Regions from separate parts of the Homo sapiens genome. Here region 2 is linked to region 1. Evidence: chromatin contacts called from ENCODE Hi-C or POLR2A ChIA-PET data. All regions are on one chromosome and are shown on one strand. The core of a region is the stretch at or near the end of the contact, and the rest is flanking DNA. Distances in the headings are between cores, read along the strand shown. Region 1 holds the start of MAPRE3 (microtubule associated protein RP/EB family member 3). Region 2 holds the start of IFT172 (intraflagellar transport 172).

Region 1 (6,690 bases), core at 1-2,500:
TGACCTCAAGGCATCCATGGGAATCAGGGCTGAGGGAGGAAGAGCCAGAAGACATCAGCACAAAGAGAACCAAGATGCTGAAGTCACAGGGGGAAAGAACATACTGGAGCCCCGGGCAGAGCAGTGCTGGACAAGGACAGCAAGTGTGGAGAGGAAAGGGAGATCCAGAAGAACCGAGGAGATCCATAACAGCATGCTTGGAGGAGGAAATTCGGGAAAACGAATGGACATGTCAGAGGGAGCTAGTTATGAGGAAGTGGACTGCAAACCAGATAGTGAGCAAGATGAAGAAATGAGGTGTTTATCCTTGCAATGGGAGAGAGACAATAAGGCTGACAAAAACTCAAGTGGTCTGTGGATAGACGATTTCGTTAGCTCGATTTAAGGGTAAAGGGCACACTCTCTGGTAGGAGATGAAAGGGGATGTTTAAAACAGGTAGAAAAAAATTGGGCCGGGCGCGGTGTCTCACGCCTGTAATCCCACCACTTTGGGAAGCCGAGGCAGGTGGATCACCTGAGGTTAGGAGTTCGAGACCAGCCTGGCCGACATGATGAAACCCCTGTCTCTACTAATAATACAAAAACTTTGCCAGGCATTGTGGCGCACGCCTGTAATCCCAGCTACTCGGGAGGCTGAGGCAGGAGAATTGCTTGAACCCAGGAGGCAGAGGTTGCAGTGAGCCAAGATCGCGCCAGTGCACTCTAGCCTGGGCGACAAGAGTGAAACTCCGTCCCAAAAAAAAAGAAAAAAAAATGAATTTGGGAATTAGAGAAAAAGACTGTGATTGGAACCCACACACCAAGAGAGGAGATAAAACCCAGCCTTAGCTCTTCCATGTCGCTGAAAGAGAAGAAAACGTCTCTTTTTCCTTTTCCGTAGCCATAAAAGATGAAAATCCGTCATCCAGCTACTGAAATCAGGTGCACACGGTTGTTCCTCCTGTGATGAGACAGGGCGGAGGGATTGTTACCCTGTTGCCAGGGAAAAAGGAAGGGGCTGTTCCCAGTTGCTATGGTGACGAGGTAGGCGCGTTCCCTCGGTACCGCCGCACACGTCTGAAGCGGTCTCTTCTCCTCGTTGCTACGGCAACGCAGTGGGCCTGTTCCTGTCGCCCCCCGCCTCCCGCCGCAATCGCTAAGGCAAGGTGGAGGTAGGGGCTGTCCTCCCGCGGCTCAGTTGCCTTGGAGACGGCGGGTGCCCTGGCCCCGCCCCGCTCGGACTGACAGCGGCGGCCGCATCGCGCCTGCGCAGTGCCCTCGTCCCCCGCAGTCTCTGTGCGTTGAAGCCGGAGACCGCGGCGGCCTCAGCGAGGACCCTCCGCCCCGGAGCCGCCGGCCGGAGCCGCAGCCTCTGCCGCAGCGCCCCCGCCACCTGTCCCCTCCCCCTCCGCCTCCGCCGGAGCCGCCTCGTGCACTGTGAGTCCGGGCCGAGGCGACGGACGCCGTGGGGCTGAGTCAGCGGGAGGCCAGGGCCCGGGCTGGGGGAGGGGAACCGGGCTCCCCCCGCCCCTGCCTCCCCACCCGCACTCCCGCATCCCGACCGCGCCTTCCCCGCGCCGGTCAACCCCCTCCATCCCTGTCGCCGGGTTCCCTCCGGCCTTGGCGGCCCGGCCTCCCCAGCCACTCCCCCTCCCCTTCCCTCCCCTCCCCTTCCCTCCGTCTCTCCGGGTCCACCTTGAGGCTCCTTCCCCACTAGACGTGGCCACCGCACCTCTGCCCTGGGCTGATATTTTCTCCAAACTACCTCCCGTCCGCCCTTATCCCTTCTCCCTCCTCCTCACTCCTCCTAGGCCTGACATCTCCCGGCCTCTCTGGATCTCCCCAGTGATGTGCCAGAAAAAGAGTGACAGGAGAGCGAGGGGAGACTTGGGGGAGGGGGAACATCGGGCCAGGCCCAGCCTGGGGGCCTCGGGTTTCTTCCCCACACGCTCCTGCCTGGCTGGTTTGGGGAAGCAGGTCTGGACAGTTCTCACTGGCTGCTCAGAGCTTGCAGGGCTTTCCGAATAGATTTGGCTGGGAAGGGTTCAGCCCCATCGTGATCATCTAGCGTTTAATGAACGCGGCTAGTGCCTGGTGGCCTTCTAGTGGGCTGAGCTACTGCCCGGCCGGTGTTGCGGAGCGGGGAGTAGAAGTAGTGGAGGGAAGGGAGAAGAGGTTGCGTTTGGGAGCTCCAAGTTCCTGCGCTTCCGGTGTGGTGTTGTGAATAAGCATCTTGCGGAACTCTTTAAAATGCTTTTTTTTTTTTTTAAATCGCACTACAACCCTGGTATAATGTGAGGTTTGGAAAAAGGCCTGATACCATCCATAGGAAGTGCTTACTGTTTATATATGAAGGGGCTGTGGCAGGACTTGATCTTGGATTCCTGTAAATTAACTAATTGGATAGTAGTGAGTTTTTAACATAACGTGTGCAGAGTTGAGAGGAAGGAGAAAAATCGAAGCTTCTCCATGGTGTAGGTGTGAGGCCTGTACACTGTGCCTCCTCCAGCTGTGTGTCTTTGTGGGGCTGTCACCAGATAGGGGTTCTAGCATATTTGGACAATTCCCTGGGTTATGTTTGCTACCCCTCCACCTGCCCATCTTGCAGTCCCTGTTCTTGGAATAGAAGAGGGTCCCAAACAGTTTTCTTTTTCCAGAAGAACTGAGTTGAAGTCAGAGTTAGTGCCCAGAGCCAGAAACTCTTAATAAACATGTCTCAACTTGAGGGCCCCTAACTACTATATGACCTCATTGTCAGCTTCTTTTTTATTTGGCTTCCAAATTTCAGTGTGCTTTTAGAAAGCACGTGTAAATATAAGCCAGATCTACCGCACAAGAGGCTTTGGGATTTTTACTCCAGATGGTAAAAGGAACGCATGGTCCATTTCTAAAAATCATGGTGAAGGAGCCACTCATTTGGAGTTTCCGGGGTTGCAAACAATGAGAAATAACTATTTCACTCTTTACTTTGCTCAATCATGGCCTATTGGCAGCCTCCTCATAGCCACTCCCTGCCCCCATGCCCATCAGATTAGTTTACAGTAGCCAAGACGGCTGTCGCCCTAGTTTTAAACATAGAGATGAAGTTCAGGAAAACTATAGCCCCCATCCAGCAGGGCAGTTTCTTCTGTTTCGAATGCCAGACTGGGGTTTGGTGGGATGCACCTGCCTGTGGTGCAGTGGGAACTGTGGGGCCTGAGAGTGGCATTCCTTCTGTGTGGTCCTGTGTCACATAGCTCACCAAAATACCCGAGCAGGGCAGGAGCAGACAGCTGTACTGGAGAGCTGCTCCTCCTGGGCTGAGTGTATTTTGGGAATCAGCGATATTACTGGGGTGGAGGGTTGTGAATTAAGGAGGAAGAAAATGTGTCAAGGCTAGATAGATCAGGAGGGTGTAAGTAAAATGTTCCTTTCCAGTTTGCTATGGGATAGTACATTTTCAGAGGATCAGAGTAGTTTTTATATGGATTAATTTGCCTTTGAAATCCATACCAGTGTTTTATGAGATAATGATGGAATGCCTTTTAAACTGCTACTATGAGGAAACAGGACTAATACTTGTCTTATACATTGCCTATCCAGCTGTTGCTGAATGTAATTGTTAAGATCAAGGAGAGGGACATGATTTGAACCAAGTTAGACCTAAATCTATGTAATGGTATTGAGGTTTTGTAGGACTGTATTCTTGATTCTAAGACACACCAGCAATTTACCAATAGCTTTTAGGTAAAATAATCTAATGCTACCAGATCAAAATATATATGCTGATTCCAAGGTGCATCCTCATTTTAGAAACATTAAAACCCTCGGGAAATGGCAAGACTTGAGGGAGGGATTTGTGAATCTTGGAACTGAGAAAGAATGCTATTGATAGTATTCCTGTGTGATGATGCCGTTTCTGACCTACCGTCCTGAGAGTGCATGCATTGTGAAGCTGAGTTTCTTCTAGTCCTTCCTGCACGCCAGCACACATTGTGGGGTTGTATTTGTAAGATGACTGGCTGGAGTTAGGCATAGTAGGAGGCTATTGAACGGAGGAAAGTTCCCATATGAGAATCCAACCCAGGGTCTTAATGTGGTACTCTCCAGAAACTGAGCCAACTAACTGGCAGCAAACGTCTTATGAGCTATTCCTGAATTTAGCCGAGTAACATTTGTCAGAAGCCGAACAGAAAATATAGTTTTTTTTTTTTTTTTTTTGAGACGGAGTCTCGCTCTGTCGCCCAGGCCGGACTGCGGACTGCAGTGGCGCAATCTCGGCTCACTGCAAGCTCCGCTTCCCGGGGTTCACGCCATTCTCCTGCCTCAGCCTCCCGAGTAGCTGGGACTACAGGCGCCCGCCACCGCGCCCGGCTAATTTTTTGTATTTTTAGTAGAGACGGGGTTTCACCTTGTTAGCCAGGATGGTCTCCATCTCCTGACCTCATGATCCACCCGCCTCGGCCTCCCAAAGTGCTGGGACTACAGGCGTGAGCCACCGCGCCTGGCCAGAAAATATAGTTTTTTAAAACAGAATGCATCTGCCCTGATTTGCTTACAGATACATTTGTAAAGGTCCCAAGGCACATGTCTCCCTCGCTTAGGATGTTAGCACTGGAGGTGACCCCAGATGGTATAGTTTAATGCCCTCATTTCTAAAGTTGACACAAGACACCAAGAGTTAAATGACTTACCTAAGGTCACCCAACCCATGCAGAACGTATGTAAAAACACTTTGTAAACTGTGTACACTAGGCAGATGAATGTTGGTGGTTATTAGTGGCTGAGTCAGGATTAGATCTCCAGATTTCCAGACTAGAGTTATTCTTCAACACCACATTGCCTCATCCCTCATAATGTTCCAAAGGGTTTTAATAAAAATAATTTAGTAGTCCGTAATTAGCCCTGTAGGCAAGGGCTTGTTTTGTCATCTGAGATGCTGCACAGCCAGGCAAAATTTTGTGTCAAACTGTCTAACTAAATATTTATTCTTGCCACTTTAAAAATAATATTTTTTATCACACATTCTGACTTCAGGAAGGTCTTTCTTTTTTTAATTTGCATCAACTAACAGAAAAGCAAATGTGAAGTTGGGTATTTGAAGTCTTTTCTACTTCTTATCTGTGAGACTGCCGCATTCCAGAAAGCAAGGTGGAGAGGCAGATGGGGCTGAGAGGAGGAGCGTGCACATTGGGCAGCTGCGGGCTTATCTTCCACCTCTCAGAATGGAACCTTTTGTAGTTTCTGGGAGCCATAAGGACTTCTAAACCCTCTCCTTGGGAAGCGCGGAGGCAGCCTGACCTCTGGAAGCAGGCAGACTTGAGTTCAGATCCCCATCCAGCCATCTCCTGGCTGTGTGGCCTTGGGTGAGTTATGTTACCTCTGAATGCCAGTTTCCTCATTTATAACCCTGGAATAATAACTATCTGTTTTACAGGGTTGTTGTGAAGATTAAATGAAAGGGAGTATGTAGAGTGCTTGCTTCATAAGAAATAGCAATGATTATTTTATATTGACTAAAGCATAAAATAGCAAATAATGGTTTCAAAATTGTTTCGTGATTTAGGTCCATCTTGGACTCTCAGTTTTGTAGCCCCCATCTCTCAGCACCCCTCTCGGTATTTGACACGAACAGAGAAAAGGTTTGTACCGGGAAGACCCGGCACTTGCATTATTATTTCAACTGCCAAAACCGGAGTATATGAAATGTATCTTTGCTCCATGTATTCAGCCAACCTGAAAGACTGGCAGGACAGGAGCATTTGACTTTAGGAGGCACAGATGTGGTGTGCTTGGGTGTGTGGTGGGGGTGGCTAGTTCTCCAGCAGGGAGGCCAGTCTGGGGAGTGGTCTTCATTTGAAATAGAAAAGCTGCTGAGCTCTTGCTTGTGAGGGACACACATGTGGTCTTTATTGACTTCCTCAACTGGTAGAGGCATAGATTTCATCGGTGACTTTGCTAAAATCAGCTTCTGCATCCGTGAGATCCAGGGGGCAAGGGAAAGGAGCTATTCATCTTAAGAGGGAAACCTTGCCAGTGAGCAGAGGTAAAGGGAGGTCATTTTGGATGGAGAGAATTACAGACTGGCTCAAGGCAGAAACTACTGAGTAATTAAAGAACCAGGGCAAGCTGTTCAGGTGCAAGAGCAAAAGTGAATTTAAATTCCTAGATAAATTTCAGTAGGGAAGGAAATACCCATGTATAGACATCTAAAGATTGAAAAGAAACGCAATAATGTTTACCTCTGGGAGGTGGGATTTGGGTGTGGGGAAGGGAAAAGGAGACTCAAAGGGGAACTTTTACTTTATATGTTTTTGTATTTGACTTGTTATAAGAAGCATGTATGCTTTAGTCATTTAATGAAGACCAAATAGAATGGGTAGTGATTGTTGTTCAGTAAATACATTTTGGTACAAAAGAAGCAGCTGCCTTTACTTGGAGCCTCCCATGCCTGGGGCAAATAGGGTTTGACAGCTTCAAGCAGGCCCAGGCAGTTTGCACCAAATCAAGCTCTTAAGTGAGGGCAGGACCCTCCAAAGTGGCTGCTTCCCGGTCAGCCCAGGGTACTTAACTGACCACCTACCCCATCAACTCTTCCTAGTCTTTTCACTCCCCTCTTGAGAATAGTCCCCTCCATCTGTTGACCAGCTAAAATAATCATAATTATTCTAATAAGCTAATTTTCAGCTATTGATGAAAATGGCATCTGACTATATGACCTTCATGAAAAAT
Region 2 (7,122 bases), core at 4,590-7,089, 520 kb after region 1:
ATTCTGCCGGCCATTGCAGACAAGTGACAGCACTCTGCGTGGAAGGAAACAATGAAAAGGATAACCCCATCTGTGTGGGCCAGCACTTTTATAACAACTTCAACACCCCACCACACACCACCACCTCAATCTCCTATAGGGAAGGACACAGCAGGGCTCTAAGGAAGACAGCAGATGACCATGAACAGCCATGAAGCACCATCCTTGCAGTAGGAAAAGTCACATTCAGATGTTAGAAATGCAACTCCTGGCTGTATTTATAAGTAGATATACTGATATATGTTTGTTCATCCTAAGGTTCCAGGGACTGGTCTGAACTTTACCGTCTGGATGAACTTGTTGCAGATGACTTTCTTGTCACCCCTGCCAAACAAAAGAAGGGGAAACATATTAAAAACCACTTCCAGGCCGGGCGTGGTGGCTCATGCCTGTAATCCCAGCACTTTGGGAGGCCGAGGCGGGAGGATCATGAGGTCAGGAGATCGAGACCATCCTGGCTAACACAGTGAAACCCCGTCTCTACTAAAAATACAAAAAATTAGCCGGGTGTGGTGGTGGGCGCCTGTAGTCCCAGCTACTCGGGAGGCTGAGGCAGGAGAATTGCGTGAACCTGGGAGGAGGAGCTTGCAGTGAGCCACAATCGCGCCACTGCACTCCAGCCTGGGTGACAGAGTGAGACTCTATCTCAAAATAAATAAATAAATAAATACCACTTCCATAAACAAATTGCCAAAAATGATGCTGAGGGAAGAGAAGAAAGAGCAGATTTCTTCCCTGGCCCAGTAGTATTTCTGACTACTCTGTAGGAGCCCTGAAAGGAGGTATATGAGGGAGCCTAAGCAGCTTCAGAACAATAACAAAGATGTGACATCACTCTGGGCTTCCAGGATCTCACAGGGCCTCCTGTTGACCTTGGACTGTTTCCTCCAGGGATGGGATTGAAGAACACGTGGGACAGGTGAAGGCAGAAAAGCAAAAACAGACTCCAGAAAGTCTCTGCCTTCAATGGCCAAGCTTGGCTTCTCATCCCCTGTATTTCCCCTCCCCAGTGAGGCATTTCTCTTGCCTTCCCCTTCTTTCCTGGGCCATCCCATCTCCCAGTCTCTATCCTCACCAATCTTCTCCAATCTTGTAGACATAGATGATGTTGTCAGTCTGTCCTATGGCAATTTTAGTGGAATCAGGAGAAAAAGCCATGCCCTTCACCATATAGCTCTTCCTGCCATACTAAGAGTTTAAAAAAAAAAAAAGAAAGAAAAAGAAGTAATGAGTACACATGAAAGAGAAAAGAGAAAAAAAGGCATATGTGTGCTCCTAAGGGAGCTTGAGGATTTATACTGAGAAAAAGGTGGGGTATGCCATTTCCTATGCTGATGGCTAGAAGGCAGACTACGTCTTTCAAGTTGTGAGACCCCATCAATAGGTTAAATAAGGTACACATGAATACACTGTTTACCTTCATGTCAGCTGGTTTGGTGGAGAATTTATCTCTCCGTTCTCCATGTTCATCATACAGCAAGACCACTCGGTCCACTGTGCAGACAGCAAATTTGGCATTGTTCTGGGACCAAGCCATGCAGGTCACCTTTGCAGCTCCATCCTGTAGAGGCAAAGGGGTAAAAACAAACCCATGTGCTGGTCTAGAATGCCAAAAGCATTTCTAGCTTCATTAATTCTAGTGTAATACTGGTCAATTTTCTTCCTGTCACGGTTCTATCCTCAAAACAAAGAGATGCCTGTGGCCCATGCTGGTCTCCAAGGCCTTCAGATCCTGGACTGTGAGAACAACAGGCTTCTAGAGACTCATATGCAAATGCACTAAGAGGCAGGGTGCTAAGTCAACTGTATCAATGAATCCCTGCAACGGCCTCCTCGTTTCCAGGTCTGCTACTGAAATAAATTCAATTAGTCTGGTAAGTTTTGGTCATTAGCCATTCATTCAATTAATATTTTTTTAGCACCTTATTGATCAAGGCACTTGGCCAGGGGCTGAGAGAGAGACAAAAAGCAAACCATAGATCCTGCCTCCACGTCTAATAAGATGGTGCAAAATAGAAAAGTCCTATTAAAGTATGTATAAAGTACTACAATAGTTTGGAGAAGCCTGAGAGAATTTTATGCTTAAATTATCAAAATTAAGCTTTGAAGAATGAATGCAGTTGAGTAGGAAGTTATCTGAGATGGGAGGAATGGCAATGAGCAAAGGCAAATTCTGGACAAGAAACAGTAATTTAGTTTATTTGAAACTATTATACCTTATAAATAGTAGAATAGACGGGGTAAGGCAGGAAAAACAGGCCAGCTCAGGAAGTCTTTGAAGCCAGGCAAAGGAGTTTGGGCTTATTTGAAAGGAAAGGGAGAGACAGTGAGAGTTCAGGATGGGCGAGTACGAGTTGAGACTCAGGACGAATAATCCCACTTTCTTTTCTTCTTAACTACCCACTTCAGAGAAACCCAAGTTAGAAGTTATCTCCAGGTGAATTATTCTGACCAGATCTGACCCTTCCAACACTAGCTCTGGTCCTAAGGGACTAGCTCTGCTACTAAGGGTTTCCTTCCTTGAAAACAAAACATTTTATTCTGCTTTTCTTCTGCCCCAATTGTTTAATTATTTGGACACTAGAGTTCTGGCTTCAAACATTGACACTTTACACTCCAAACTCACCTATCTCCAAAGTCAGAAGTAAAAAGTCTATTTTCCTGCAAATCCTCAAACCAGAAAATAGCCACACCACCATCACTATGATCCTCTAACTCTTCATTATATTAGGTTAGAAGGCCTGAGGGCTCCTCATCAATCTTTGCTGATCCTCCTGCTTTATCGCTTTGCCCAATTCTGGGCATTCAGCCCTACCTGCATCATGACATCATCTTATTTTGAGAGACTGAAGGAGGATTTCATTTCCAATTTTTCCATTAGGGCGGAGAAATTTTTAAAGTACAGATTCAATGGACAGCTTGCTGAGCAATGAGCACAAATCTCTGTCTTTTTATTTTTTTCTCCAACTGAGGAGAGAGCACAACTATCTTTGTTCTAATTTCCTTCTTTTTTTTTTTTTGACGGAGTCTCACTCTGTCCCCCAGACTGGAGTGCAGTGTCACAATCTCAGTTCACTGCAACCTCTGTTTCTTGGGCTCAAGCGATTCTCCTGCCTCAGCCTCCCAAGTAGCTGAGGCTATAGGCGTGTGCTACCATGCCTGGCTAATTTTTTTATATTTTTGGTAGAGACATGGTTTCACCGTATTGCCCAGGCTGGTCTTGAACTCCTGACCTCAAGTGATCCACTCACCTTGGCCTCCTGAAGTGCTGGGATTACAGGCGTGAGCCACCACGCCCGGCCTGTGTTCTCATTTCCTCCTATTGTCCAAATGCCACACCCTCTGTGAAGCCTTCCTGATTTCCATAATCAATTAATTCTCCTTTCTCTACAATATGTACCTCACTAGATTTTTTTATTAAGTGAGGTAGGGAATAAAATAATAAGAGCTTGCCTTTAACAAGTACTTACCATAGAATAGGCATTTTGATAAGTGCTTGACAAGCATAATCTCATTTTACCTCATAACACTGAGGTAGATGCTATTATTATCCCCCTTTTACAGATAGATGAATGGAAGCCCAAAAAGATTAAGTAATTTGCCCAAGTTCACATATACAGTTTGTAAGTGGTAGGACCATGATTTATTTATTTAATTAATTTATTTTTTGAGGCAGAGTCTCGCTCTGTCACCCAGGCTGGAGTGCAGTGGTGCGATCTTGACTCACTGCAACTCTGCCTCCTGAGTTCAAGCGATTCTCCTGCCTCAGCCTCCCGAGTAGCTGGGATTACAGGCATGCGCCACCACATCTAGCTAATTTTTGTATTTTTAGTAGTTTCACCACGTTGGCCAGGATGGTGTCGAACCCCTGACCTCGGGTGATCTGCCTGCCTCGGCCTCCCAAAGAGCTTGGTTTACAGGCATGAACCACTGCGCCTGGCCTAGAACCATGATTAAATCCATGTATGTGTAAATCCATAAACCATAATCCCAATTTCTTTATTAAGGTACCCCAGTACATATTACACACTCAGTTATGGAACATCTTATTTATTTTTAAGACACAGCCTCACTCTGTCACCCAGGCTGGAGTGCAGTGGTGTGATCACGTCTCACTGCAGCCTCGACCTCCTGGGCTCAGGAGATCCTCCCACTTCAGTGACCCCAGCAGCTGGGCCTACAGGTGCTTGCCACCACACGAGGCTATTTAAAAAAAATTTTTTTTTTTTGGACAAAGTCTCACTCTTGTCCCCCAGGCTGGAGTGCAGTGGCACGATCTCGGCTCACTGCAACCTCCACCTCCCGGGTTCAAGCGATTCTCCTTCCTCAGCCTCCTGAGTAGCTGGGATTACAGGCGGCTGCTGCCACGCCCGGCTAATTTTTGCATTTTTAGTAGAGATGGGGTTTCACCATGTTGGCCAGGCTGGACTTGAACTCCTGACCTCAGGTGATCCGCCCGCCTCGGCCTCCCAAAGTACAGGGATTACAGGTGTGAGCCACCGCACCTGGTCAAAATTTTTTTGTAGAGGTCTTGGAATCTTGGGCTCAAGTGATCCTCCCACCTTGGCCTCCCAAATTGCTGGGATTACAGGTGTGAGCCACTGGGCCTGGCCAGACATCTTATTCTTATTAGCTTTGTATTATTCTGTCCTTTGAATTTTGAATGTCCTTTCCTCTTGTCTATCAATTTTTCACACTGCTTTTCAGTTTACAATGCTCTTTTGTGTATATTACTCTATATAACTCTTCCCCAAGTCCCCTAAAGTTGCTATTAGTACTCATGTTTTTTCAAATGAAGAAGTTGGTGAGTGCTCCGAGACATTGTATAATAAAGGCTAAAGTTAGAGATATCAGGTCATTTGTTTAAAGTACTGGTGGCCAGTCTGGGCAACATGGGGAAACCTCGTCTCTACAAAAAACAAAAACAAAAACAAACAAAGAAACAAAAAATTACCCGGGCGTGCTAGCGCACGTCTGTAATCCCAGCTACTTGGGAGGCTATGGCAGGAAAATCCCTTGAACCCGGGAGGCGGAGGTTGCAGTGAGATCGAGCCACTGCACTCCAGCCTGGGCAACAGAGCAAAACTCTGTCTCAAATAGTTAAATAAAGTAGTGGTTGACCTGAAATAAGGACAAGGTAAGAAATTTTAAAAAGAAAATAAGAAAGTAGTGGTGGAGCTAGGACTTAAATTCTGGTGTGCTAACTCCAAAGCCCACCCTTTCTTCACCATGTTTCAGGGCTCCTCCCCTAGTGCCCAGCCTCTCCTGAATCAGAATACACGGTTCGGTCTTTGCACTCCCCCTTCAGGGCTTGCACCTAAGGCGCTTATTTAATTATGGGCACATGCATACTCGCTGCTTACATGTGCACCTCACCCTCTAATACGAGCCTCCTGAAGGGAGGGACATAAGTCGGGTGGTTTGGGATTCCTACGAACCCCAGCATGGGGCCTGTACACAACTGATGTGAATGAAATGTAAGGAAAGCTACAAGTCCTTAGCCCTGCATCTCGCCTCCTGGACGCTGTATCGACAGGCCAAGATCCAGATCATCGCTATATCCCTTACAGCCTTCTGCACACAGTAGGAGGTCAACATCATTAAACTTCAGTTCCCCCACTTTTCTTGGAACATAAAGCATAAGGGGGAGGGACTGGCACGCAATTCCTCACCTGAGGGCTCAGCAGGGTCCTCAGGTGCTTCAAGTGCATGACGCACACCTGTCTTTCAGATGCTCCTAGACAGCGACAACTCCCGTGGTTACCTGGACAACCCGCCACGCAGCCGCAGCGACAGGCACTGACGCTTATGCGACCGGAGCGCAACACGCGTCGCAAGGTCACACGTAACTTTGCGGCGAAGCAAACAGAACGTGCGCAAGCGCGGTGAGATCTAGGGCGGGCCCTTGAGAGGGCTTCATGAATGTTCTCCTTGACCAATCCCGTCGCCGCATGCAAACTCAAGACCAAGCCCCGCCCACAAGCCTTCAGCCAGCCCCAGGTCCTACGTCATAGCGGTCCGTCTCGCTCTTCGATGTACCTGACTTTCTGAGTGCACTCTCTTAATCCTCACAACTCTGGAGGGAAGCAGGGCGGTTTCCATGATAGGCCTTCTGCAGTTGACGGAATTGTACCCAAATAGGTTACATGATTTGCACGGGATCGCAAGGCTAATAACGATAGCTAACGATGAATACTCAGTATGTGTCTGCCAGGTACTGTGTAAAGTATTGTACGTGCATTTATATCATTTAATCCCAAAACCACCTTTTGAAGGGGATAGCGTTATTATTAGTCTCATTTTACATAACAGGAGACTCAGGGCACTTGCTCAAACTAACACAGCCAGCGAAGGACTTGGAACTGGAGTTCAACCCAGAGTTAGTAGCTTTAAACAGCTTTTATGTTCCTTCTCAACTCCTAGCTCGCTCTCTCCATGCCACGATACTATAACCTGTCACATTCCCATCCCAATAAATGACATTTATTCTCAGAATCTGGAAGATGAGTGTTTTGGAACTAGCTGCCAAAGAAACGTAAGGTACCCTACTTCCTAATTGGGTAATGGTGGGTTAAAGACTGCTGTTTACATTGGAATGTTTTTATGGTTCAGTTTGTTGTTGTTGTTGTTTTGAGACAGAGTTTCACTCTTGTTGCCCAGGCTGGACTGCAATGGCGCGATCTTGGCTCACTGCAACCTCTGCCTCCCGGGTTCAAGAGATTCTCCTGCCTCAGCCTCCCAAGTAGCTGGGATTACAGGCATGTGCCACCACGCCCGACCAATTTTGTATTTTTAGTAGAGACAGGGTTTCTCCATGTTGGTCAGGCTGGTCTCAAACTCCCGACCTCAGGTGATTTGCCCGCCTTGGCCTCCCAAAATGCTGGGATTACAGGCGTGAGCCACCGTTCTCGGCCTGTGGTTCAGTTTTGAGGGCAGACCTGACTTGGCTCACCCGATAGGTTGTCTTGTGATACCTGGGGTTAGAGATTGGTTAAGTAGAAAAGAGACTGACTTGTTGATCTTTGGAGTCCCGTTCAGAATTTTTGGCCTATCTTCTAACATACCAGAGAGATTGAAATGCAG

Evidence for each region. A loop is a pair of places that touch in the nucleus more often than their neighbours do. ChIA-PET counts read pairs that join two places held with the same protein, here RNA polymerase II (POLR2A). Pooled maps may share reads with other maps.
Region 2: a loop to region 1 is called in a pooled map, with 9 times the contacts of the local background. The contact joins the promoter of IFT172 here to the promoter of MAPRE3 in region 1. A Hi-C loop is called at or near these places in 6 of 50 pooled maps. POLR2A ChIA-PET finds 5 or more read pairs at or near these places in 2 of 52 experiments (CD8-positive, alpha-beta T cell and activated naive CD4-positive, alpha-beta T cell).

The regions. Positions count from the first base shown.
Region 1 is chr2:26,969,387-26,976,076 of GRCh38, forward strand. It overlaps MAPRE3 (microtubule associated protein RP/EB family member 3), which reads left to right and starts at 1,251. Exons shown (of 7, transcript NM_012326.4): 1 at 1,251-1,416. RefSeq lists a silencer at 1,136-1,465.
Region 2 is chr2:27,483,904-27,491,025 of GRCh38, forward strand. It overlaps IFT172 (intraflagellar transport 172), which reads right to left and starts at 5,840. Exons shown (of 48, transcript NM_015662.3): 1 at 5,712-5,840; 2 at 1,457-1,600; 3 at 1,115-1,227; 4 at 324-363; 5 at 1-34. The coding sequence starts at 5,750.